Linked DNA regions of Mus musculus: all the other regions are linked to region 1. Evidence: chromatin loops called from intact Hi-C (ENCODE). Cell type or tissue: left cerebral cortex. All regions are shown on one strand.

Region 1 (8,000 bases):
CATGGGTAAAGTAAAAGGCTAGCTAATGAGACAAGATTTCAACAGGATCACTTCCTCCATGGCCACGGGCAGGTGAGGAATGCCTCCTAACACGGCTCTTCTGAGAAGAACTCCATGTTCAGGAAAGATGGTGCCCAGCACACGGGGAGCTATTCTGCTCCTGTGGACCTCCTGTGCCCAGAGCACCATAGACCACGGAAGTCCTGAGACACAATGTTCTCCTTAGCATCATCCAAACCAGATTTGCCTTGTGGAGGAACAGAGGGCGGGTAAAAGAGAGGATTAAGACGTTCAAAGTGATGCATATAAAGCTGATTGACATCAGCCCAAAACGCTAGAGATTCACAGCCATGGCACCATTGCCATCTATGCATGGGCATAAGCTACCATGAGATCACCACCGGAAGCTACAGACACTGCAGCCTCCCTGTGGGAAAGCCTCTTTGAGCCAAATAGTAATGAGCAGACACTCCACCCACCTCCGAGGAGAAGGTTAGATCGAGCGTATTAGCCAAGAGCTGTCAGAGGATAGGATCAGAGCTCATGGAGACAACAGTGAGAGACATGCTACAGGCATGGCTCTGTGAGGGAGGCTGTGAGTCTGGCCAGGCAAGTGATGCACACATCACAGCAGCCTGAACTGTAGCACATGGTGGGGCTTCCACTCGGCAGCAGAGATGCTTCTCCCAGGGAAGTTTCAGCTTTTAGGAATTCAGATCATCCAAGTTATCTCAGACAGCGAGGAAAGACCCCCAAGTATGGCAAAAAGCCTACGACAGACAAACGGTTACAGTAAATTAAAAGGCAGAGAGACAACCAATACAGTGAAGAACACTGTGTGTGGGGGTGTGTGTGTGCATTATATATCTGCTAAAAGGTTGACATCTGGAATATCTAAGAGGGCAAAAAGGATGATTAAACCTGGAGATATGGCCCAGTTATTAAAGTGCCTGCGACACAAATATAAGGACCTGAGTTCAGATCCCAGAGCCCACATCAAATCCTGGCATGGTGATTCATGCTACAATTCCAGCTCTGGGCAATGAGGACTGGCAGATTTCTGGAACTCACTGACCAGTCGTCATGACACAAACTTATCTGGGTTCAGTAAGAGACCTTGTCTCAGAAACAGCAACAAGGACAGGGATGGGGGAAAGACATCCAACCTCTAGCCTCAAGTATATGAGCTCACACACACACACACACACACACACACACGAACACATATAGGTATTTGAACATACATACACAGACACAGGTACATGAACACACACACACACACACACACACACACACTATTTTTAAAACAGCAAAAACCTAAACTGGTTATTTAAAAGAAGGAAAAAGACCAAAGCGGTGGAGAAGCTGATGAAATTCTAAGCCTACCTGGTCGCTCACAAGCAACACAAATGCAAATCAGAAACATAAGGAGGAACCATCTCACTCCTGTTACAATGGTGGCTACAGAAAAAGACAGAAGAGCGGTGCTGAAGAGGACTTGAGGCAGCTAAGCAGCCTCAGAAAGCCTCATTCCGCAGGAATGTAAATTAGCACAGCTATTATAGGACACAGTATGGAGGGAGGCTCCTTTAAAATTAAGAACAGGCGACCATATGATTCAGAAATCCCCCTACTGGGTACATATACCAAACCCTCGCCTCCTAAAGAGGAGGTCTCCAAAGATGGCAGGAAGATGGTAAGGGTCCGCTCTGCTCAGCTCCATACGCTGCCAATAGCGTCAGATAGTCTGAGCCACTGCCTCTGCCAACACGGTTAGATCTGCTGGCTCACATGCCCAAGTGGCAGCGCAGCTTGTGTGACAGCCTGGACCTGTTGCAGAGCCCTTCTTGTTCTAGTCCCCACTTGGAGCTCCCAGCTTTATTGCTGGGTGGCCCAGAGTGGCCCAGCCAAATGGGAATGCACTGCTTTTAAAGTCTGCAAGGGCTCACTGAGCACTGGTCTCAGGAGGTTGTAGGAGGAGCTTATACAGCAACTCGTCCTTTACCTCAGGAAGGATGGCTTGGTGCCTGCCCTGTACTGTACCGCCAGAACCCTAGGTATTTCCTTAAGCCTGTTGGGGCTTCTCTTCCATACTCTGTCATGCAAGGCCTAAAATAGCTGCTACTTCTTGCTCAACTCATCCAATCAGGATGTCCTGCGGACATGCAGGGTGATGTCTGCCCATCCGTCCTGCAGGCCGGTGTGCAACACTGGAGCAGGTGTGATCCTAAGGTCAGCTAGTGAGGGTGAATTGATGACCTTGCTAGCAGGAAGCAGGCTGAGCCCCAGCCTGCTGGAGAAGAGCAATTCCAGATCGGCCGCCCACCAGGATGGGTAATAATCTGCTCCTGAGCACAAGCTGAAGTCACATCTGGAACAGCAGCTGCAACAGGACAAGCCAAACATGTGCACCGGAAGGGTGCATGTGTCGGGGAGGCCCACTCCTGCCTCTTTCGAGTCCTGCAGGTGGAGCAAACCCTGCAGTCTCTCCAGGAATGTGACATGTGTATAGGTGATAGTTCCAGCAGCTCCCACTTAGCCTTACTGACCATAATAGCCCTTCCTCTGTGGGTTGGGCACCTGGCACAGAGCTTCTGCATAACTGGCCTATGTAACGAGCCTAGCTTATGACAGCTACAGATTTTACCAGCAACAAAGCAAGACGTCTAAACCCATCCCAACACATACTGCCCAGACTGCTATCTTGTGATGTGAAGGATGCACATCTTTTGAGATATGGGCTACTCCCTCACAGGGCACACTTGGCACCTGACCCTTGCCATGGCTTTAGCAGGGGGTCAGGAGGCAGAGGAAGAAAATCCTAAGAAGAAGCGGCAGCAGTGCATGCTAGGGACCAGTGCAGCCTCTCTGGCGAGGTTGGAGAAGCCTCAGATGGAGCAGAAGGCTGCTTCTACCCGCAAAGACAGCAGGAGGTTGGCAGGCTTCTTAAGTACCTGCTCCAATGTCCTTACTGTGGTCAGGTTGTACTTTAACAAGAGAACACATAGCACCAGGCAGTTTCTGCATAGGAAGCAGCTCTTTTCTTACTGCCCCCAGACAATGGGAAGTATAAGGTCAGACCAACTGAACCAGTTGCCTGCTAGAACTGCCCTCAGCTCCAAGGTGGATCCTCCATAAGCAAAGAGCACTGTATCTCACAAGGCAGCAGGAGAGAACTGACTCTCAATAGACATGCTTTGACTTTCACATACACACCATGGCTCTGAGTGTTCTCGCTCTCTCTTCTCTCTCTCTCTCTCTCTCTCTCTCTCTCTCTCTCTCTCTCTCTCTCTCTCTCTCTCTCTCGCTCTCTCGCTCTCTCGCTCTCCCTCTCCCTCTCCCTCCCTCTCTCTCTCTCTCTCTCCCTCTCTCACTTGCTCGCTAGCTCTCCCTCTCGCTTGCTCTCCCTCTCGCTCTTGCTCCCTCCCTCTCAAATAAATGTTTTTAAGTAATAGAATTCAGAAAACAAAATAAAAGCAAGTGCTTCCTAGGAAGGGTCAATGGACGACGATGTGCCTGGTGATCGTACCATATAACCCACATCACGGTGATCTACATAGGATGCTCTCCAAGGACCAACTCTGCAAACCACACAGCCGAGGAAGGACCAACAGGCTGACATGTGGCTGAGAAGAAGCCAGACAACTCAAGCTGACTCATACAGACGCTCGGGTATTTTTTTTTTAAATCCACACACAGCCACCTACGCTATTTTAATTTAAAATTTTTTACCCAAGTTCTTTGGAAATAGAATTTTCATGAAATCCCACATGTCTAAAAAGATTTCCAGTTCCCTCATCTGATTCCCCAGACCTTCCAGCTCCTGTGCCTCCCTCCCAGTGCAGAGCATTTTCCAAGCTTTGGTGTATAAAATACAAACACTGCTTTAAGCTGAAATCTAATCGATCTCCTCTTAGTCGAAACACAAAAATCAAATTCTCATCTCAGAAGGTTTTTTTTTTCCAAAGCAACTGCAGCTTTTTTTTTTTTTTTTTTAATTCTGAGAGACAGAAGAGAAACGAAGCTCTGGCCACAGGCTCAGTTCTCTGACTTCCTCACGCTCCGGTCTCATTGTTCCCAGGGTGGCTGGCAAGTGGGAAGAGGTCAGGACTGTCAGTCAGGATATCTTCATGTAACCCACCATCCTCCCAGGAATGGGCCAATCCCACTACCTGCTTCTCTGGGAAGGATGGAGTCAGAACTCAGGTCTCTGAGACCTGAGGTACCACAGTTGTGCTGTGACCTCAATGTGCCTTTGCCCCACGCCAAAGACAATCTACAAATCAAAGGCTCTTCTGCAGTGATGACCCCTCAATTCCCATCTTTCTCACTAGAATAAGGATATCTGGTCTTCCGATCAGAAAACGACCTTATCCAGAGTGCCCAGCACTAAGACATGGCCTGTCTGATTGAACCAGATTAACAGAGCCAGCTTTGTAAGACTTGTGAATCATTTGTCCCGACTTGGTCTCAGTTTAGAAGCCCTTCAGTGCTGTGTGTTCTTGATAATGTCTTTCACCTAGTGTCTCATCAGTCTATAAAGCCCAGGTTGCTCCCCTTGTCCCTGGCCTCAAAGCCCGCCCAGCCTCTGAGTGGCTGTTTCTGACTCCAGCTTGGGATGGGCTACAGAGAGATCTCGTAAATGTAATGCATGAATAAATTCCTGCCAAACTTCAGGGACTAGTACCCACCCCCTTCCCTTCTGTGCCTGAACGAGTTCCTTTCTACCCTGGTGACAGCCCACATGCCTCCAAAATGGCCCACATCAAACACTGGAGACGGGCCCCTGGAGTGGATCTGTGGGGGTGGTTGAAGCCTTCCCCTGTGTCCTGGTCAGACTGTGATATTGTGGGGGAAGCAGTCTATTACATCCACCAGCAGGAAACTGATCTGCGCAGCCTCTGTGCTCAGCTCGCTCGCTGTCCCAGGCCTGGAGAACAGAGTCACCCAGAACTAGCCATGAAGTCCACAGCCATATTGTGCGGGACACTGATGAGGCTGCAGCTTTGAAAATCAGATTTCTCGGCAGCCTCTATGCAATGTTGTGCCGGTAGGTGTGTATCAGCAGGCTTCAGAAAAACTAACACGTGAGCATCCCTGAGTCAAAGGCCAAGAGATCCTCTGCATAGTAGCCATGTGATACATTCTACATGGTTCTTACGGCATATGCTGTGGCACATATATAATCCTAGTACTTACCCTGTAAGATGGGAGGTGGAGGCAGGAGAATCCTTAGAAGCTCGGAACCAGCTAGCCTGGGGTACACATTGGTTAAAAAAAGAGGCCCAGTCTCAGACAAGGTAGAAGGAAGGTGAGGACCAGCACCCTCTCACGTCCACACGGATGCTGGGATGAATGAGTGTGTGCATTCACACACATGCATGTGCACATATATTACACACACACATACAACACACACCACATACATACACAACACACAGAACATACACACACCCAGACACAATACACACATACACTACACACACACACATACAACACACACATATGCACACACCACATACACACACACACTACACACAAACATACACCACACATACAACACATACATATATAACTCACACATATTCACACACACTCACACATACTACACATACACATCACACACATGCCACACCACACACAAAATGAACAGTAGAACTTTCCTCATTTGCAAACATTTGTACAGTATCTATAGTGACTTATATAACAGTTTTCAAACACCAATGAATTGGCCCTTGGGGTGTGTGTGTGTGTGTGTGTGTGTGTGTGTAATTCACAGTGTAAAAAGCATATAAATGACACCCACATTTATTTTACATTTTTAACCAATTTCTTATGTTTATTACATTTATTTGGAGAAAACAGCAGCACAGGACTCAGGCCATGGCATACACAGAGGTCAGAGGACAACTTTCAGAGTTGATGCTTTCCTTCCTACCTGGGTCTCTAAAAACAAACTCGGTCTGGTGTAAGCACCTTTGCCTCCTGAGCCATCTTCTTGGTGCCATTATTGAACTTTTCTATCACTTTTAAAATCTAGACCAGGGTTTCTCTACTTTAGCATTATTGGAATTCTAGTGTAACAATTAGATGACAAACATGGATGTGTCTTTTCCTGGGAGCCAGGGGGGGCGGGATACAGGTTGCCCTATGTGCTGGGGAGATACACGTTGCCCTCCATATTGTGGGATGGTTACCTTTACCCCTGGCTATTATTCCTTAGATGCCAACACCTGAGCCCGGGTGTTTATGACCCTCAGAAGTGTCTCCAGATATTGTCAAGTATCTCCTGGAGGCAAAATCTGCCCAGCTCAGAACATCTAGAAAGAACAGAGCAACAAATCAAACCTGGCCTAGCTGTTCTCTACTCTTCCTGGTTTATACACTCCCACCACAGCCAGTTTCCAACTATCAAAGTAGTACCACAAACACAAACTGAGAGAGAGAGAGAGAGAGAGAGAGAGAGAGAGAGAGAGAGAGAGAGAGGGAGAGAGAGAGAGAGAGAGAACATGTGTTCACACCACACAGACATGAGATGGTATGTTCACACTGCACATACATGAGATGCTGTGTTCACATCACACAGGCATGAGATGGTGTGTTCACATCATACAGACATGAGATGGTGTGTTCACATTGCACAGGCATGAGATGGCGTGTTCACACCACACAGATATGAGATGATGTGCTCACACCACACAGGCATGAGATGGTGTGTTCACATCACACAGGCATGAGACACTGTTTATATCGCACAGGCATGAGATGGTGTGTTCACACTGCACAGAGATGGTATGTTCACACCACACAGACATGAGATGGTGTGTTCACACTGCACAGAGATGGTATGTTCACACCACACAGACATGAGATGGTATGTTTACACCACACAGACATAAGATGGTGTATTCACATGGCACAGGCATTAGATGGTATGTTCACACTGCACAGACATGAGATGGTGTGTTCACACCACACAGACATGAGATATATGCTTACACCACACAGACACAGCTGATGGAAATGACCCTGAGGCTCTGGTACAGGTCCTTGCCTAGCACTGACAAGGTCACAGATTCTACCACCAGCACTGCCTAAGTCAGGCCTGTGGTGCCAGCACTCAGAAGGCAGAGGCAGAAGGAAGTTCAAGGTCATGCTCACCCACAAAGTAAATGTGAGGCCAGCTTGGGATGCTTAAAACCCTGTCTCAAGTTTTTAACAACAGAAACATTGGCACATTAAACAAGGAGAAAGTGGTATTTTGAATATTATGCCCTAGCTTTTTTTATATTTTTAATGTAGGAGTTCACAGAACTTAATTATAAAATGGATGCATTTAACACGTGCCTCCTAAAATTGCCAAAACTTTAAGGTTGGCTTTGGAAAGTCAGCATGGATGACCCCAGCTCTCTCTGCTTCTCTGCAGCCAGGAGCCTCGGGATTGGAACAAAATGGTCACTGTGTGTCTTAGCCAGCACACGTCAAGCAGGACGTGTGTGTGTGTGTGTGTGTGTGTGTGTGTTATGTGTGTGTTTGTGATGTGTTTGTAGGTGTTATGTGTGTGTGTGTGAGAGAGAGAGAGAGAGATGTGTGTAGTGTATATGTGTGTGTTAGGTATGTGGTAGGTATATATATATATATACACACAAACACACACACACACACACACACACACACACACACGGTTATGAGTCAGCCTGCCAGTAGGCTACTGAAGCCAGCAATGCACAGCAGGCAATAATCCCTCCAAGGAGCCCCTGGGAAGCCACTGTGAGAGGCTGTGAAAGTGAAGCCCAAGTTACAGAGGAGAGACCACAGGACGTTAGAGAAACTGGGATACCAGGAAAGCTGCAGGCCCTGAGTGGAGCCTGACCAAGAGAGAAGCTGCTTGCTACAGGTAGCAGCTGGGTCCACAGCTCTTAGGAGCCCAGATGATTCCATGGTGTGCCCCAGATGCCTGACACAGTGCTGCAGGAGTCGATGCTTGCCCTGCTGGGCTT
Region 2 (8,000 bases), 110 kb before region 1:
GGCAGCTAGGGTCCGGCTCCATCTCTTCCGCCTCGCCGCGAAGCTGATCACTGTGTCGCCTCGGTTCTCCAGCGCGCGGCGCTGCGCCCGCTTTTATCCAGAGACGCGTCGCTTCGTGCGCTGACAGCGCGGCTCAGCCCGTGGGGCTGGAACCGAGTAGCATTCGTTGAATCTGCGGCTTTCATGACGTCTCCCTGCAAGGTCTATCACTTTGCTCCTAAACGAGGATTTATTCCCTCTGCCACTCAAGGCTGTCCCCCAGTTTCCTCGCAACCGGGCTTCCTCCTCAGTCCCTGCCCACACGCGCACTCCTCTGCCCCGCGGTGGCCCCAGCGCCCAGCCCTCCAGCCAGAGGGAGCCAGTCACCAGACGGCAGCACCTGGCTGGAGAGGTTGGGCGGGCCGAGGGTGGGGATCCGCGGGAACCGGCGAGTCGGAGCTGGAGCAGGAGCTGGACCCAACCGCTAGCAGCAGAATGGAGTCTCCTGAAAGCCTGCCGGGGCTGATGTGAAATTGGACCATCTGCTTCCAGTTGGTCTGTTTCCTCCTTTTCTTGTATTTTCTTCCCTCGCCATTCACCGTGGAGTGAATTATTGAATCTTGCTCCGTTCCGAGAGAGGCGATCAGGATGGAGTGAACCTACCCTGTCCACTACAAGGTAAGCAGTGCGTTTGAGTTGCTGAAAGCGAGGAGCTGGCATGGATCCCAGACAGATGTTCCGTGTCCTAGGATCCTCGAGCCTTCGGGTCCTGGCTGCCAGGTCCCCAGCCCCACTGTGGCTGCTTGCATTCCCTACTCAGCGGAGACATGATGCTGAAGTCCACCAGAGGCAGGAAAAGCTGCCTTTGGTTACATAACCAAAAGGAAATGTGTCTCATAGGGTTTTCATTAGCTGCTTAAAAACTCGCCTGGGTGGGTGGCGGGAGGAGGGGTCTGCCTGCCCTGGGCGCTAGAGAATGGGTCAGTTACTGTGGACCTTGCTCCAGCACCTCTAGTGAAGATCAAACATACAGATGATCCCGCAGGCAGGGGCGGCTGGTGGGGTAGGCAGGGAGAGTTAGGAAAAGCCCATTGTCTTGGTGGAAAGCGGTAGCCTTGTTCTGTTTGGGCATAAAGAGGAGAGGATGCGAAGGAGGAAAAGTGAGCAGAAGGGCGAAATGAACCTGAGACAGGGGAGGACTTCTCATAGTCTTCATCAGTAAACCCGAGATGTGCCGTGCTGATGAAAGACAAGGACTAAGTAAACTAACTGAAAGCAGGGAACACCAGGGTCACACGAAGTGTTTATGGCATTTAGGGGCTAGATGAATCTGCTAACTTAGCTTCTCTCTGGATATGTGTTCATTTGTATCAAGACGTTAAGCTTGGGTTAGTTTTTTAACTGAAATGGTATTCTTATTCCCCACGCCTAATAAGCCCTGGGTGGATCCACAGGTATATATACAGGGTTCAATATGGAGAGAATATTAGAGGGGGAACAGATCTACATAGAAAAGGTCACAGAAACAACCTGAGCTTATTGAAAAGGAAATAACAGAATTTTCCAAACAACCCCTTCTTCACCTCTACTTCCCCCAAAAGGAGAGGACTGAGAGGGGGGAACCCTCCAGTGTCTGGGAGTTTGCAATTCATTATAGCTTCAGTGTGCTCCCAACTGCTTTCTCCAAAGTCTCCGGGTCCTGGGGAGCTCTCAGGTACCGTGTGCTATGCACTTCCGTTCAAGCACTAATGCCCTGGCTAGCTTTCTTTTGGTAAAAAATAAATAAATAAATAAAAATGGAGAAGGACAATGTCCGAGAAAGTGGGCTTGCTACAATCAGGGCTGAGCTAACTAAGCTTCGCCCATTTTGCCTGGAGAAGGAAGGCGCTGAGTCTCCATGGCGACCCAGGTGGGAGGAGACATAGCAGCTCCAGCGACAGGAAAAACCGTTGGACAAAACTTTCTTGGCTCCAGGCAAAAAAATGCCCACCGTGTGCCCTAAGGGTATCCTAGGGTATCAGCTGGGTCCAGCTCCCTAAGAGTGATCCACGAGAGGGCACTTATATCCTGTCAGGCTCTCCTCCAACATGGCAAAGTTTCCGTAGATGCCATTCTGAGCAGGTTCTGGTTTCAGCACCAAGGCCAGAGCAAGGTGCAGCGAGTTCATGTCCCTGATAGGATGGCTGCCCCTAGCAAACTCTAGATCTTGTGGTCTTGGGAAGGCAATCTCTATCTATCAAATTCCCTGTTCGTGCTGAATTCGGGTGTCAGATTATCCATGGAATTATGTGGCACACAGGAGTTAGCAAATCAACCATTTCATGCATGATGGTGCATCAGAGTAACTGCTCAAAATAAACACTGAAACCGCAAAAGATCAAAGCTGACCTGAGAACATAGAAAATATCCCTCCTCGAGGAAAGGAAACACGCACGCACAAGCGCGTGTGTGACACACACACACACACACACACACACACACACACACACACACACACGTGTGCTCGAGTGAGATCAGATCCCGAGGAAAACAGTTGAATTTGAACCAAGTATCTGACTCACAGAAAACGTTCACAGGCTCCTGCCTCTCTCACACCCTTCTGTAACTTTCTTTTGGACATAGATTTTGGGAAAGTGCCATGATAGCATCCTGACCAGTAAGAGACCAGCCAACCAACTCCTGCCTAGGGTCCCAAGATCCAAGAGAGTAGAGAAACAGTTTGCCCTTCATCCAGACTTGGCTGGGTCCTCAGCACCATGAGGAGCAAGAGTTAGGGAGGCAGAAGCCGGCTGTGAGCTCCTCTAGTCAGCTTATGAGCACGGTAACTGGCTTCCACGATTGCAGACACAGTGAGGGGGGAGGAATCCTTCCCAGTAATATAAACAAAGGAGAACCTGTGCTGGGGGAGTCTTAGCATTCAAGTTCATCTGGACATTGATTCAGGTGAGTACCAGGATCCACTCCACCTTACCTTGCTAGACATTGGTTTGCTTTGCTTTTTTTTTTTTCCTTCACAGGCCATGGCCCCCGTCAGTTTTAGCTGATTAAACACAGTGCCAGCTACTGCATATCAAGTAAAAAGCCTTGAGCGGTGGCATCCGGATGCAGTGGGTGCAGGTTTCAATTAGTACGGAATCAACAAGGTTTAGGGAGTCGAATGTCAGCAGCACTTCTAAGGAAATCCTCTCTTGAGGACACATCTGTGTGTGAGATCTTAAGTTGGTACTGACTTGTAACGTGGTATAAAACTGGGCTTTCCAACACAGTGGACATGTTGATGTTTCCTAAAGAGCATGCATGCAGAGTGTTTGGGACGTGGTTAAAGCAATATGTATATAGCTGTTAGATTTTTAACTCGTCTCTAGCTGGTGAAGTTAGAGCTGTGTGTTCTGAACACGGGGAAGGGGGTGAGGGATTATACTGGCTTTTGAATTTTGAATCCTGATGGCTGTTGACAAGTTTGTCCATGTTTTAATTTATACGGCTTGCTATCTGAAATAGAAGTGATGTGTAGAATATTTTGGGACTTAAACAAGCTGTACTCTGGCTTTGATCCATCTGCTGTTACCAACAGAAGGAAAGTGGAGATTAGAGGCATGCAGCAGCAGAGGCTGTTGGATAAAGTGGCCTGTCTGTGGGATTTAAAGTTCAGATTCTCTCATAAACTTTAGAAGAGAAGGCTATCTAGAAGCAAGATTAGGAAACTGCTCTATCTTTAGTTCCAGTGGATTCTGTGTGGTAATCAATTGATTTCTCACCTAATAGCCTTTAGTCACAGAGGATTCCATGCTTATAGATTCGGTCCTAATTTTCCAAACTACAACTTGCTTCCTTCCTGGTGGCTTATCACTGAGTAAAGTGCCATTGTGCCTTCTGGGGTCGACAGCACACTCCAGATCAACGGTTTACCCATTGCACATAAGATGAGTTAAGGAGAGCAACTCCATAAGATCTGTCCCTGCACGCAGGTCTCATTCTCATTCTCATAATTTTCAAAAATTACACAGATGCCTTAGCTTCATATCTCTGAGACATCAGCAAGCAGCACATTTGTGTCTATGGCCCAAGTCTTTACTGGGTCTGTAGGACTCACATAGATGGTTTCCTTTGAGCTAGGCAAATGTGTTGTCCTGTCCCTCTGTCCCTCTGTCCCTCTGTCCCTCTCTCCCTCTCTCGCTCTCTCTCTCTTTACATCTCTCCCTCTTTACCTCTCTCCCTCTTTACCTCTCTCCCTCTTACAAACCCTTTCTAATTTACAGAGTGTTTATAAATGGAAAAGCAGCTTTAGAATAAACAGCAGGAAGGCCCATTGGCTATTAAAACATGTGAATAAACCCTAATCGAACCTTAGCACCATCCCCCGATGTTTACAAATAGAAAAAAAACGAGTCTGCCTTCCAGGATTCCGTGCTGATGGGAACCAGCACAAAGGGAAGCTCGGCCTAAGCCAGATCAGAACAAAACCTCACCCTCACTCAAATACAACAGAAGTAACATGTGGGCTGGAAAGGAGAGCAGGCCAAGGAAGAGGCGAGGAGGAGGAGAAGGGGAAGGAGAGCAGAAAGAGGCAGGTTTTGTTTTCCTCCGAAGGATCATTCTTTCTAAATCACATTTGTGATAGTTTGTATGAGAACTTTACGCCTGGTGGAATATTAATTCAGATTTAGAACTTAATGGGTTCGTACCTGTGATCTCCTCGGTTTGTAATAATTGTCACGTAAGTGCCAAAAGAGAATTAATTCATCCTAGAGTTTTACCAAACTATGAAATTTGTATTAACAGGAAAGTAGGAATTGGCTGCTACGCTGAGAACGGATCAGAATGCTTCCAAAGCCTTAGGAGCTCCATGCTAGCTGCCATTTCCATTCGTGGCAGTTGAAGTATTTGAGAATCTAGCAAAACAGCACACAGCCATTTGGTATAAAATATATTTTGAATAATGATGAACAGTTGCTTCTAGAAATAACTAGGATCCATTACAGAAGGGGTCATGGCAATCGCACTTAATAGGCTAATGGGATTCAAGGTTTATCCTTACACTGCCTAAAATATGCACCTGATTGATATCATTCAGCAGCATTAATTAATGGTAACATTACATGCCTTTGATATCTTTAAATGTGTCCTAATCTATAGCCTCCATCCAGTCACACCCCAAACCAATTATATGCATCTGCTTATTAATATATAGTTATTTAAACCTCCAGAGAATTACTTTACTCAGTGATCAGTGTTCAAATAGCCATTTGAATTGGTACACTGTTAAAAATTCAGGAAGACTATCTACCGACTTTACTAACTGCTGTACAGAAAGTGAATGCTGAGTTTTATCCACATGGTTTGATTTGATTCACCTCTATGCAGATTCATCCAGGTTGGGCAGAGGTCCTTAACCCTTTCCTCTCCGCTACTCAGCTTTGATCCAGGACCACAAACTATGAAATGATGATATGTCTACTGAACAAATTTTAGCTAAGTCTCCTCCCCCACAGGGTCCAATCCTTAGCCACAGAGATACCATTTCTGGTGTCAGATCTTAACAAAAGGACTGGCAGGGACATACGTGCATGAAAAGATCCCCATGCAGTGGCTGCTGAGTGGAGCCTGAGAGCAGTTAGGCACCATGCGGGAAACACATCCGCAGGTTTAGGTTAAATCTTGGTTCTATTCTCTTTAAACTTACAGGCATCTATTTTTTCCCTGTGCAACATGAGAACTGGCTTGTTTGTTTGTTTGTTTGTTTGCATTTCTTTCGTGTCATTCAGCAGGAATTCCTGTATGTGTGCTGCAGCTTGCTTGACAGGTGATTTGTTCCTTGGTTAAGAGCCCTGGCTCTGGAGTCTCATAAATGTATTTAGATAGAGGTCTAAGTGTATTAGTCTCTTCTCTCTGGGTTCAGTGGAGTCACAGCAGCTGTAAAACAAAGGCTCGCTACTCCCTTGAGCCTCCCTTGCTGGCTAGCAGAGGCTCTGCCCCTGTGTCTTCTTCATTCAGAGATCCAAGCTGAAGGACCAGTTTGGTCTGGAACACTCTGTTCCCAGGCAAGGGAAAGAAGAATGTCAGCTAAGCCACACAGTTGCCAGTGGCTGATGGGATGGAAATGTGGCTTACCTCTACAGTGAGATAACGCAAGCCATTCAGCAATGATGATATCATAGACTTCATTTTCTTCCAGGGCAGAAAGTTTGATGGCAATAATACTCAGGGAACAGAGGCAAGTAGATCTCTATGAGTTCAAGGCCAGTCAGGTTTGTTTAAGTAGCTTCAGGATGTCTGGGGCTACATGATGAGACCCAGTCTAAAATAAGATGTAAAGAGAAAAACAGCATAGCAGGTGGATAACTAGAGACAATGAAATAATCTATTATACTAGCTGCAGCAACTTTGTGCCTTAGCTTTCCAATCTATTCAATGGAAATAATGAAACCAGGAGCTCCACAGGATGTCAGGAGGACCAGCCTACAGTACACACACAGGAATGTCAGCGGGACCAGCCTACAGTGCACACACAGGGATGTCAGAGGGACCAGCCTACAGTGCATAGCTCTGAGCAACACCCAGCAAGCCAGAAGCATATTATAAGTAGCAGGCACTGCTGGGTCTTTGTCCTCAGTGAGGCTGAGTGTTGTGTTGCAGTCACAGTCGTTAGACAAAGGCTTTCTATACTTTTGGCTACTCTGGTCTGGATACTAACATTTGTCTTGGGCCTTTCAGAACAGCATGCATCCACACAAGTTCTGCTGGAGTGTGTTGCTCTGTTTTATTCATCATGCTATTATTGTTAATTTCTCAATAATGTATAAAGAAAATGTTATTGTTGGTGCGCGTGTAAACAACAAAGCATATACAACATTTGATACTGTGATCTGAGGTACTTACCAGGTATCTCGTATTAGGCCCCCCATAGAGTAAAGGGACCACTATCATTGCATAACTGCTACAACATAAAATCCCCAAGTGAAGCAATTTAACCAAATAGAAGGTTTTTCTCACTACTGTACTCGGGCTTTGCTGATGCTACCTGGAGACCCAGACGAATGAACACTATTACGTTGAAGCACGAGTTCCATGTCCTCCCAAGTGTTAATACCAGCTAGCAAACAAGAGTGAGGAAAGGCCTTTGTTTCTGCTTGTCTTTTAAAGCCACACCTAACTTCAGGGAGACCTAACAATCAGAGCTTAACCCTGCCCAGGACAAAGGTCTACAGATCGCACGTGGGAGATTTCAGCATATATACCATTATAGATGTATGATATAGCTAATATGAGTTAGGAATAAGAAAAGAGGGGTAGATGAGATATCCCAACCATACAAAGGTTGTGTGGGGTGTGGGTTAGAAGTTGGTGGCACCCTTAAGCCATTCTTGGATGAATGTATTATTTAAAATAAACTCGTTGGGATCTCTTGACTTCTGGAGTGGGTGTAGATGATGCTTAACAAAAGAGGTGCAAATTCATATGATTTGACTTCTGCTTGCTGAATTGCCAGAGTAGAGGCAAAGCAGAGCCCACTTCACAGCCCTTGCTCAGGAGTGGCTTTCTAATCCTGACAATTACACCCACACTGTGTCTGAGCATGCTGGAGAATTAGATGCTGTCTCCCAGCACTGGGTGCTCACTGTTGACTAGCAATTTGCGTTTTGTTTGGTATCACATAGCTGTCTATAGGTTAGACACTTGCTGTGAGCTTGGGTTGATCCTGCCTAACAATAGTCCATGTTCTCCTGGAAACAAATCATTCACTTTATAAAGGATATTTCAGAGCCTCTGCCTGTCTGCCTCCAGGAGAGCAGGTACCCTTAGGGACTGAGTTCTCCACCTTCCCCATAGAAGCACAGGGCGGGGTTAGTGCTGAGGCAAGGAGTGGAGTCAGTGCTGTGGGAGAACAAGGGAGGGAGAAGTGCCAGGACATGTGGAGAAGGCTGAAAGGCAGAGCTGGAAGAATCAAGGTGGCGACTGCGATGTTTCCATCTCTCTCACATAGTTTCTCCTCCCCAAACTCTTGTGTCAGAGTGACAGAC
Region 3 (8,000 bases), 98 kb before region 1:
AGTCCACGTTCTTTTTCATGACCTCCGTTGCTAAGAGGATATGAAACGTTACACATTACAGTTATTTTGTCACCATAAACTATTTTTTGGTGCTATATGTTACTTACAGAGACACTAACAGAACTTTCAAGAGGAAACTACGAGGCTTCAGGATAGTTGTATGACCACAACACATCAGACATCTTGCATGACACATGAAAGACCTCGGATCTAGAGAGCTTCTTTCCTAACAACTGAATTTGACATCCTGGGTTACAGTTCAGCTTAATCCTAGGCTAGGAAGATAACCCAAGGAATTTACATCGGTCAGAGAATGCCGTCCACCAGGTCGCAGCAATGCTAAGGTCAGCATAGTGATTTCCAGTGAGACTCATCGTGTGTGTGTGTGTGTGTGTGTGTGTGTGTGTGTGTGAGTGTGTGTGTGTGTGTGAGTGTGTGTGTGTGTGAGAGTGTGTGTGTGTGAGTGTGTGTGAGTATGTGTGAGTGTGTGTGTGTGAGAGTGTGTGTGAGTGTGTGTGTGTGAGTGTATGTGAGTGTGTGTGTGTGAGAGTGTATGTGAGTGTGTGTGAGTGTGTGTGAGTGTGTGTATGTGAGTGTGTAAGTGTGTGTGAGTGTGTGTGTGAGAGTGTGTGTGCGTGTGTGTGTGAGTGTGTGTGTGTGCGTGTGTGTGTGTGTGTGTGTGTGTGTGTGTGTGTGTGTGTGTGTGCATGCCCAGGCATCTGTATATAGACAGATGGAGACACATGCATTTTCAAAATCATTGTGAGTTCTGTGTGAGATGGAAGGAGCACTTCACACTTGCACCTTTTTCCAAAGGGTTCTTTTCAGATCCACCCTAGAATCTTCTACCCACAGAAATGGAAATGGAGTGAATTTATGCGAGGCCTCACTTTTAGAAACTAACCCACTTTCTCTGAGCTTGCACTGAAAGTAGCTTCCCTCCCAGTCTACTCTTTCAATGTTTGAGCAGCCCTCTAGAACAAGGACATTTCCCACAAGGTTTATGGTGTCTACGCTCATGTAGCTTGGCCAGCAAAGGCAGACTCTTGCCGGTTGCTCTTTCTCTAGGTCTTTGTCATCTTTGCACTGTGCTTCCTTGTGTCGCTGGGACAAACACCATGACCAAAGCAACTTAGAGGAAGGTGTGTGTGGCTCACCCTTCCAGTTCATACTCTGCCGGATGGAATTTGGGACATGAACACAAGCAGGCACTAAGAGGGAAGTCTGGGAAATATATCACACAGCATTACCTCTGACCCAGGAACTCACTCACAGCCAAAGAAGTGCAGTGGCAACCACAGGGGGGTGCTGCTTGCTGGTACGCAGGCTCACACTTAGCTAGGGTAGCTGTCTGAGGCAGTTCAAGGCTACTTGCTTAGGGAATGCTGCCACCCACTGTGGGCTGAGCCATCTTGCATCAGTTAATAACCAAGACAATGCCCTCAGGTGGGTCTGATCTAGGCAATGCCTCAGTTGAGAATCCCTTCTCAGATGACTCTAATCTGTGTTAAATTGATGGCTGAAGTTAACTAGGACAAGCCAGCTATGTACAATGTGGAAATTCAGAAACACAAAATTAAAAAGGGAAGGCATGTATGGAGGATGGGAGTGGGAAGGAAGGAAATTAAGGAAGGGATGGAGAGGAAAAGGGGGAGAGAGGAGGAAACGGCATAAGCAGTTAACGTATCAGTATTTTGTTGTTCTAGCTGAAACTGGATCGTTTTATAGGCGTGACCTTCTTTTCCCACCAAACGCATAGTTCTTGGTTCAATTCATGATCCCAGTGGTAGCAGAACATGGAGGTCATAAAGGAGAACAGAAGCCGGCTTGGCAGGTGAGGGTTTGCCACAGGCAGCTCTTGCTGTGTAACAGACCCAGCACCCTCCAGCACCGCCCACTTAGTCTCTCTTGGTCTCTGAACACCAGAAGTACAAACTTAGTAGGGTGTTTACAAAATTGCTACCCAGAGGCCTTCCAGGCTGCACTCATCTTGGGTCCTCCTGAAAATGTAGATTGTTCTCGAACTCGGGTTCTTCCGGGTGCATAACTGAACTCCCCCATCCTCTTCTTTACTGTCTAGGAACAAACTCCACCCCTTAGCTCTCCTTAGGTGCCTCTTAGTCTTGCTGTGTGTGCCCTCCTCTGGGCCTTTACAAACTCTGAACTTCACTCAAGTTCTGGCTGTCTCTTGCAAGGAGGACATCAGGCTATTTTAAGCATTTAATTGAGTAGCCTCACTCCACTCGAGGCCGTGATCTTTTCTTAAAGTCAGCCAATTCAGATCTTCACTGACATCTGCAAAATATCTTCCGGGTTGTCTGGTTTAATATCTTAGTAGCCTAGAGGATGTGTGTGTCTGCCCGGCAGCACAAATCTTGGTGATTACTTTCTGATTCTTCCTACCATCAGAGCGTCTTCAAAAGGCTTCAGGGAGTACCAAGCAAAGACGGCTAGGACCCTTCTCTCTTCTCAGACTGAATGTAGGGCTCCTGAGCCATCATAGGTTGAAGGCCCTTTGGTGGAAAACAGTTCCCAACTCCAAAGGAACCTTCACCCAGGTGCAAAGCTTTTCCGGGTGCAGACAAGCTGACGTGGGCAGGAAGATGACAAAGAATGAGCTAGAGAAGTGGATCCTCACATGTGGATTGCCCAGGCTGAGGAAGCATGGCAGACGACCGAGGACCAGCAGGAAGGAGGTGAAAGGAAGATGCCCCTAAGGACAGGAAAATCCAGATCGATGGGAAGGGAAAGAACAAGAGGGGACAAGAGAATCCAGCCACTGCCTGAAGTGCAGGGTGCAGCCATGAGTTTTGCCATTGCATTCTGACTGTAGACACGAGGCATACCTACTTCCAGCAAGTCCTTTGACATGTGTGCAGGTGGCCCAGTGCCATGGTTTCAACATTCAGTCCCCGGCTAGTGGCATTCTCTTGGGAATCTGTGGGAACTTATGAATAGCAGGAAGGGGCACAGGCAGGGCTTGAGGACGACAAGCTGATCAGTCCCAACAGGGTGCACTGAAACGGAAACCACCACACAGACCCAGCCACTTTAGCTGCCATGGTTCCTTGGCACGACAGACTGTATTCTCTGAACTGTAAGCCAGAGTAGAGTCTGCCTCCCGCAAGGTGCTTTTGTCGGGTATTCTGTCACAGAAGCGAAAACCAGTGTCCCCCCACCCCCAGCTTGAGCACAGTGCTCCTGAAGACTCGGGCTCCTGGGCTCATCCCAGTGCCTGGCCCCACTAAGAGTGAGACCAGGAAGACATCCTGACAGCACAGGGTGAGAGGGAGCAGCCACAGCATGGAAGTCTGAGTTCTGGTGGAGCTGGGGGTTTACTTTGGATGTGTAGAAAGTCATGAGGCTCTATGGGTGGAGGGCAACTTGGAGCAGCAATAGGCAATGAAACCTCTCCAGAGGGCTACAGTGGTACACCACAGGTTAGAGGCGAAAACAAAGACCAACACTAAAGCAGAGCTAGAGCTAAGGAAGGACAGAAGCAGCTGAGGAGAGGCAGGTGGTAAGGAACTGAGGTCAGGGCTCGGCCACAGGCAGCCTTGGTCTGCCTGCTGCCTGTGTCCTTGCTGTATGTGCCTTGACCTCTAAATATATTCACATACCAGGGCCTTGTGACCATAAAATAGTCATCCCAGGTTCTTTGGTGGAAGACGGCAGTTTTCAAAGTCTGAAGGCCCTCTGAGAGCTAGACTGTTCGCATTGTTTTCGATCTTCACCGAAATGTCTTCTTGGAATTTCTGGGCATGTCTCTAAGGTGAGCCTTCCCCACCTGCATCTCACCTACAAGAAGCTGGAGTTTGTCTTTTGGAGCTGGGCTTGTCTCGGGCTACTGCTTCCTGGAAGAAACCAGAGGGAGAGATCGGATCTACCTAATGTCACCAGGGGGACAGTAAATCCACTCTCTACTATCTGTGTGACACAGCTTCCGTTACCTTCTGTGCCCAGGGCTCAGACAACTCAACATTTCTTGAGCAGCCCCCTTCCCTGACACTTCTATTACCCAGAGACTGATACTGGACTGTGCTGTGTATCTTGAACACTGGGAGGCTCATCTGTCCACCCAAAGCACCATTCTGACCACACCATTAGAAACTGGAGAAAGAAGCCTTTCTGTGCACACAGATAGACCACCCCATACAGTGAACCCAGACAGCATCTTAGAGGAGCAAGCTTGGGGATGTCTCCCTGAATTCTTTTACCTGCATGCACTTGACAGGAAGATCTCCACCCTCTCAGATGCTTCCAAGCCATGGTGCTCGGTTGCATGGTGTCCCTCCCCCCTCCCAAGGAAGCTTTGTTCTTTGTGAGAAATTGATTCCTAAGATCCAGGAGCACTCTGTACAAACTTCTCCATTTGTCATAGCTTTCATCTCCAGGGACAAGTCAGGTTCAGCTGTCCATGACGTGCAGACTCCCACAGCCTGGGCACACCCCTCCTCTCAGAGTTCAGACTCTGAACGCTTCACCTCCAATATTGGGCGTGGGTGAGTGGGAGGTTACTGGAGTCAGATAGACTCACAAGAGTAGATCCTCATAGTGGGATTCATAACCATATGAGTTTTTCCATGCATGCACCAAGGCCATGTGAAGACACAGGGAGGAGGTGGCTTCTTTCTCCTTGGACTTCCCAGCCTCTGGGACCATGAGAAACAGACTCCTCTTTGGTCTTCATGGAGAGTCCACAGTTTGTGCAGCTCACACACACAGAGTCACATGCCAAGGATGCATCCTCTACAGCCTTCCTCTGCATCAGGAACACACTTCCCACTCCCGGCTGTCCAGCTCTGGGCTGGCTCCAAATCTCCCTCATATTCTCCATGCAGAAACTACACCTCTTCCAGAGACTCCATCTCCCACCCAGCCCTCTCTCCAACCCACAGCTCCTGAGGGCAAAAACAGCATGTCATCAAAAGTAGATAATAGTGCTAGCTTCAGCTCTCGCCTCAGAGAAGGGGCTCAGTACACACCTACTGAACCCCAAAGAGAAACCAGCAATAGTCACCTCACTTCCATCCCCCCATGCCCAGGCCTGCTCGCTGCCATTTTTTTTTTGGAAATAAGAAGTAGGGTACCAGCAAACCAAAGGGTTGTTCTGCTCCTACTGTGGGCTTTTCAGAGAACACCAGACCACTTCAGCTCCGAGCTCGGGAGAGTTCTGCTGATTTTAAACACTCCCTTACCCAACCCAGCTCTCTCCTAACGCAACCACGAGCCCCAACACACATATACAGAAAGAGAAAGAGACACAAGCAAAAAATGAACACACCATACACGGAGGAGAAAGGAACAGAAAAATAGACATACATGCATGGACATGCACTCATGCACACACACACACACACACACACACACACACACACGAGCATACGTTACATTCACATAACCATACACACTTCATTGGGAGGCAGACACTGAAGTTTTCCCAATATCTGGACATCTGCTTCAAGCTCCACCATGGCTATTTATAACTCTAACACATCAGACCACCCCAGGCCTTCTCATGGGGATGGAAAACGTTATGTAGGGCAATAGGCCTCCCCTTGTATCTGGCACTGACCTCAGGTGAACCCAAGCAGGACATAGCCTGGCTTTAGCTCACGCATGGCCGAGTCCACAACAGCCCACATTTGTCACAGCTGACTTGTTGGCAAGGTGCCAACTCAGCCGATGGCTGCTTCAGTACCAGGAAGCCACGAGAAAGGGTGTGGAGCCACACAGGTGATTACCAGGAAGCCGCTGAGTGCTTGGTGCTCTCTGGAGTTCGACAACACAACGCAACTCTGCTCTGAAGACATCCCACTTCCTCTCCAGTTCCTAAGGTCCAGCGGTGGCTGGCACCCCGACTGATGCTCCACAGAGCTGCCTCAAACCTGTCATGCCCAGTAGGTGGGATGCAAGCTGAGGGCATAGCCAGCACCTTGTTCCTACTTCCAGCCCTCCCTACTCACTCGGCTCATTTCCTTGGCTGCGCATAACCCAGTCAGGTATTTTATTGACTTACGTGGCAGACTTTTGTCTTTCTCGGTTGTTCCAAATCATAATAAAGGGATAGAGGCAGGCCCAAGAAATGATCGGTGCACAGCCCCTGCCTTCAGGAGGCTCACAGTCCAGTGACAAACGCTGAGGTGTGTGGCCCTGCCAGGTGAAATGAGAACTGTGTACATGGGGAACATCGCAGAAGACCGCTTCTTCATCACCAGAGCTTAGAGATGACGCTCCTCGCAGCCATGTCTGTCTTCTTTCCCATCCTGCTCCTCTCTCTCTACCACGTACATGCCCCCTTCCCTCCCTCTGCAATTCAGTGATGGACAGAGTTGATTAGAACCCTGGGTGTGGTGACAGAATCTCAGATGAGCAAACGCAACCTCCTGAGAAACAACGAGGCTTCCTGGTGTCTACTGCCAGGCCTGGCTGCTGAAGATGTCTGTCACCTGAGTCTTCCCTGGCTTCTTCCCACAACGCTTCGCTGGCTTAGGTCAGGGGTCAAGTGACCTGCCACAGCCATGTCTACACATCCACCATTGCCTTCAATTCATCTAACATCTTGCTTGGCTCAAAACACTGCTAAATAAATCATTGCAAGCCCTAGCAGTGATTTGCTTGGAATTTCAAATCACAGTCTGAGGGAAAGGGGTTGAAAATGAGCATATTTATAAGCAATGCTTATTAGCCCAGCTCCTCTCTGGAGAAGGTAATTCTTTTATATATAAAAAATGCCATAAACGAAGCAATAATCATGCAGGGATGTGACATTATAACTCCACACCCAGGAATAATTCAATTATCCTCAAAGGCTAGTTATTCTGAAGGTGGCATTTTGACGTGTGTGTATCTTCCCTGGGGCCTCCAGTGCTCAATGCCAAACACTGTTTTTATAGTGCCTGCTGACAGCACGCTGAACAGGTTTCCACAAAACAGCCTCAACCCCGGAGGAAACCCTTCAACCACGGCTCCTCCGCGGTGCACTTTCAGACTCCAGTCCCTGTAGCTTTCCTTGAAGACACTCATGGTCCGTGGCTTTGCTTTTGTTGTTTACTTCTCTGGGTCATGTTTTATCTTTTCAACAGGTCCAGCAAATTAAGTGTATGAACTCCTGGCATGCATGCAGGAAAGAGACAGACAAGGCACACCCACTTTGGTTTGTAATAGAACCCTAGCAGTCTATCAGATTCACAGAGGCGAGTATCTGAATCTCACAGTCCCAGGAAGTGCGGGCTCCCAGGCAAAGCAGGGAGACTCTGGTCTCACGGGATGCTGACTGCTGAACATGCCAGGGTTGAGCCAAACACCGAGGAGTCTTCTGAAAGAAAGAGCAAGTTCGGCCTATCCATTTCTCTTAGTGGCCTGCAGCCTGACCAGTATTTAATGCCCCTCATTCATTCACACTGTGTTGGTGAGCAGAAAAAAACTATCTCGGCTCTTTCCCCTGTTCTTGGGAAGCAAATTGTTCCTGGGGATTTTATATGGAGCGCTGTATTTCTGTGGGAACATAGCAAACGGTTAGGTGAGCGTAAGAGGCAGGTCCTGAATCACTGATGGGTGTATTTTGTAGATTTGAGCAGCCATGGGGGAGGAAGATCACTCTGGCTTGGAGTAGAGTTATCAGGAGAGATATCTGAGGAAAATAAGGGCCAGTGGGTGAAGTCTCCTGCCTCAGAGTTGTGTTATTATAGCCAAGTCATTTCTCAAATCAAGCTTTGGTGTATTTATTTGGTGTTTGTCTGCAGTCCATTTTCAAAGCAACAAACCTGCAGGCATAGTCCATGGACCAGCCAGGTGCCAACGCTGTAATAAAACCGTGGCATATAACTCTAGGGCTAAGCACTTTGAAACAGGACTAAGGAAGGTGAAAATGTTAGGTTTCTCTGACCGGGGCCTACCCATAGAGATAGACAGTGAGCTAGCCACTCACTGGTGTGCACGCGTGGAAAAGACAAGCCATGTGCGCTTGTGTTCTATAGCAGCTAAGTTGGCTGCCCCTA

What was found. Hi-C counts contacts between places; a loop is a spot of excess contacts. Peaks named below come from ENCODE experiments on the same cell type or tissue, not always from the same donor. Only the 100,000 strongest peaks of a DNase experiment are listed, where the experiment ranks them.
Region 2: it touches region 1 in a loop (8-fold over the local background); 5 of 42 quality-filtered maps call a loop at or near these places.
Region 3: it touches region 1 in a loop (4-fold over the local background); 5 of 42 quality-filtered maps call a loop at or near these places.

The regions. Positions count from the first base shown.
Region 1 is chr16:94,879,046-94,887,045 of GRCm38, reverse strand. All of the region lies in intron 2 of Kcnj6 (potassium inwardly-rectifying channel, subfamily J, member 6), which reads left to right. Among named protein-coding and RNA genes, the nearest start is that of Kcnj6, 110 kb to the left of the region's middle. In left cerebral cortex, no CTCF peak of the experiment used is centred here; DNase peaks (open chromatin) are centred at 2,632, 2,947, 3,686, 4,735 and 2 more places; H3K27ac peaks cover 3,775 bases.
Region 2 is chr16:94,989,844-94,997,843 of GRCm38, reverse strand. It overlaps Kcnj6 (potassium inwardly-rectifying channel, subfamily J, member 6), which reads left to right and starts at 148. Exons shown (of 4, transcript NM_010606.2): 1 at 148-657. In left cerebral cortex, a CTCF peak has its summit at 75; DNase peaks (open chromatin) are centred at 2,666, 3,418, 4,474, 7,531 and 3 more places; H3K4me3 peaks cover 4,374 bases; H3K27ac peaks cover 3,306 bases.
Region 3 is chr16:94,977,358-94,985,357 of GRCm38, reverse strand. The region is part of intron 1 of Kcnj6 (potassium inwardly-rectifying channel, subfamily J, member 6); the gene reads left to right. Among named protein-coding and RNA genes, the nearest start is that of Kcnj6, 16 kb to the left of the region's middle. In left cerebral cortex, no CTCF peak of the experiment used is centred here; DNase peaks (open chromatin) are centred at 880 and 4,785.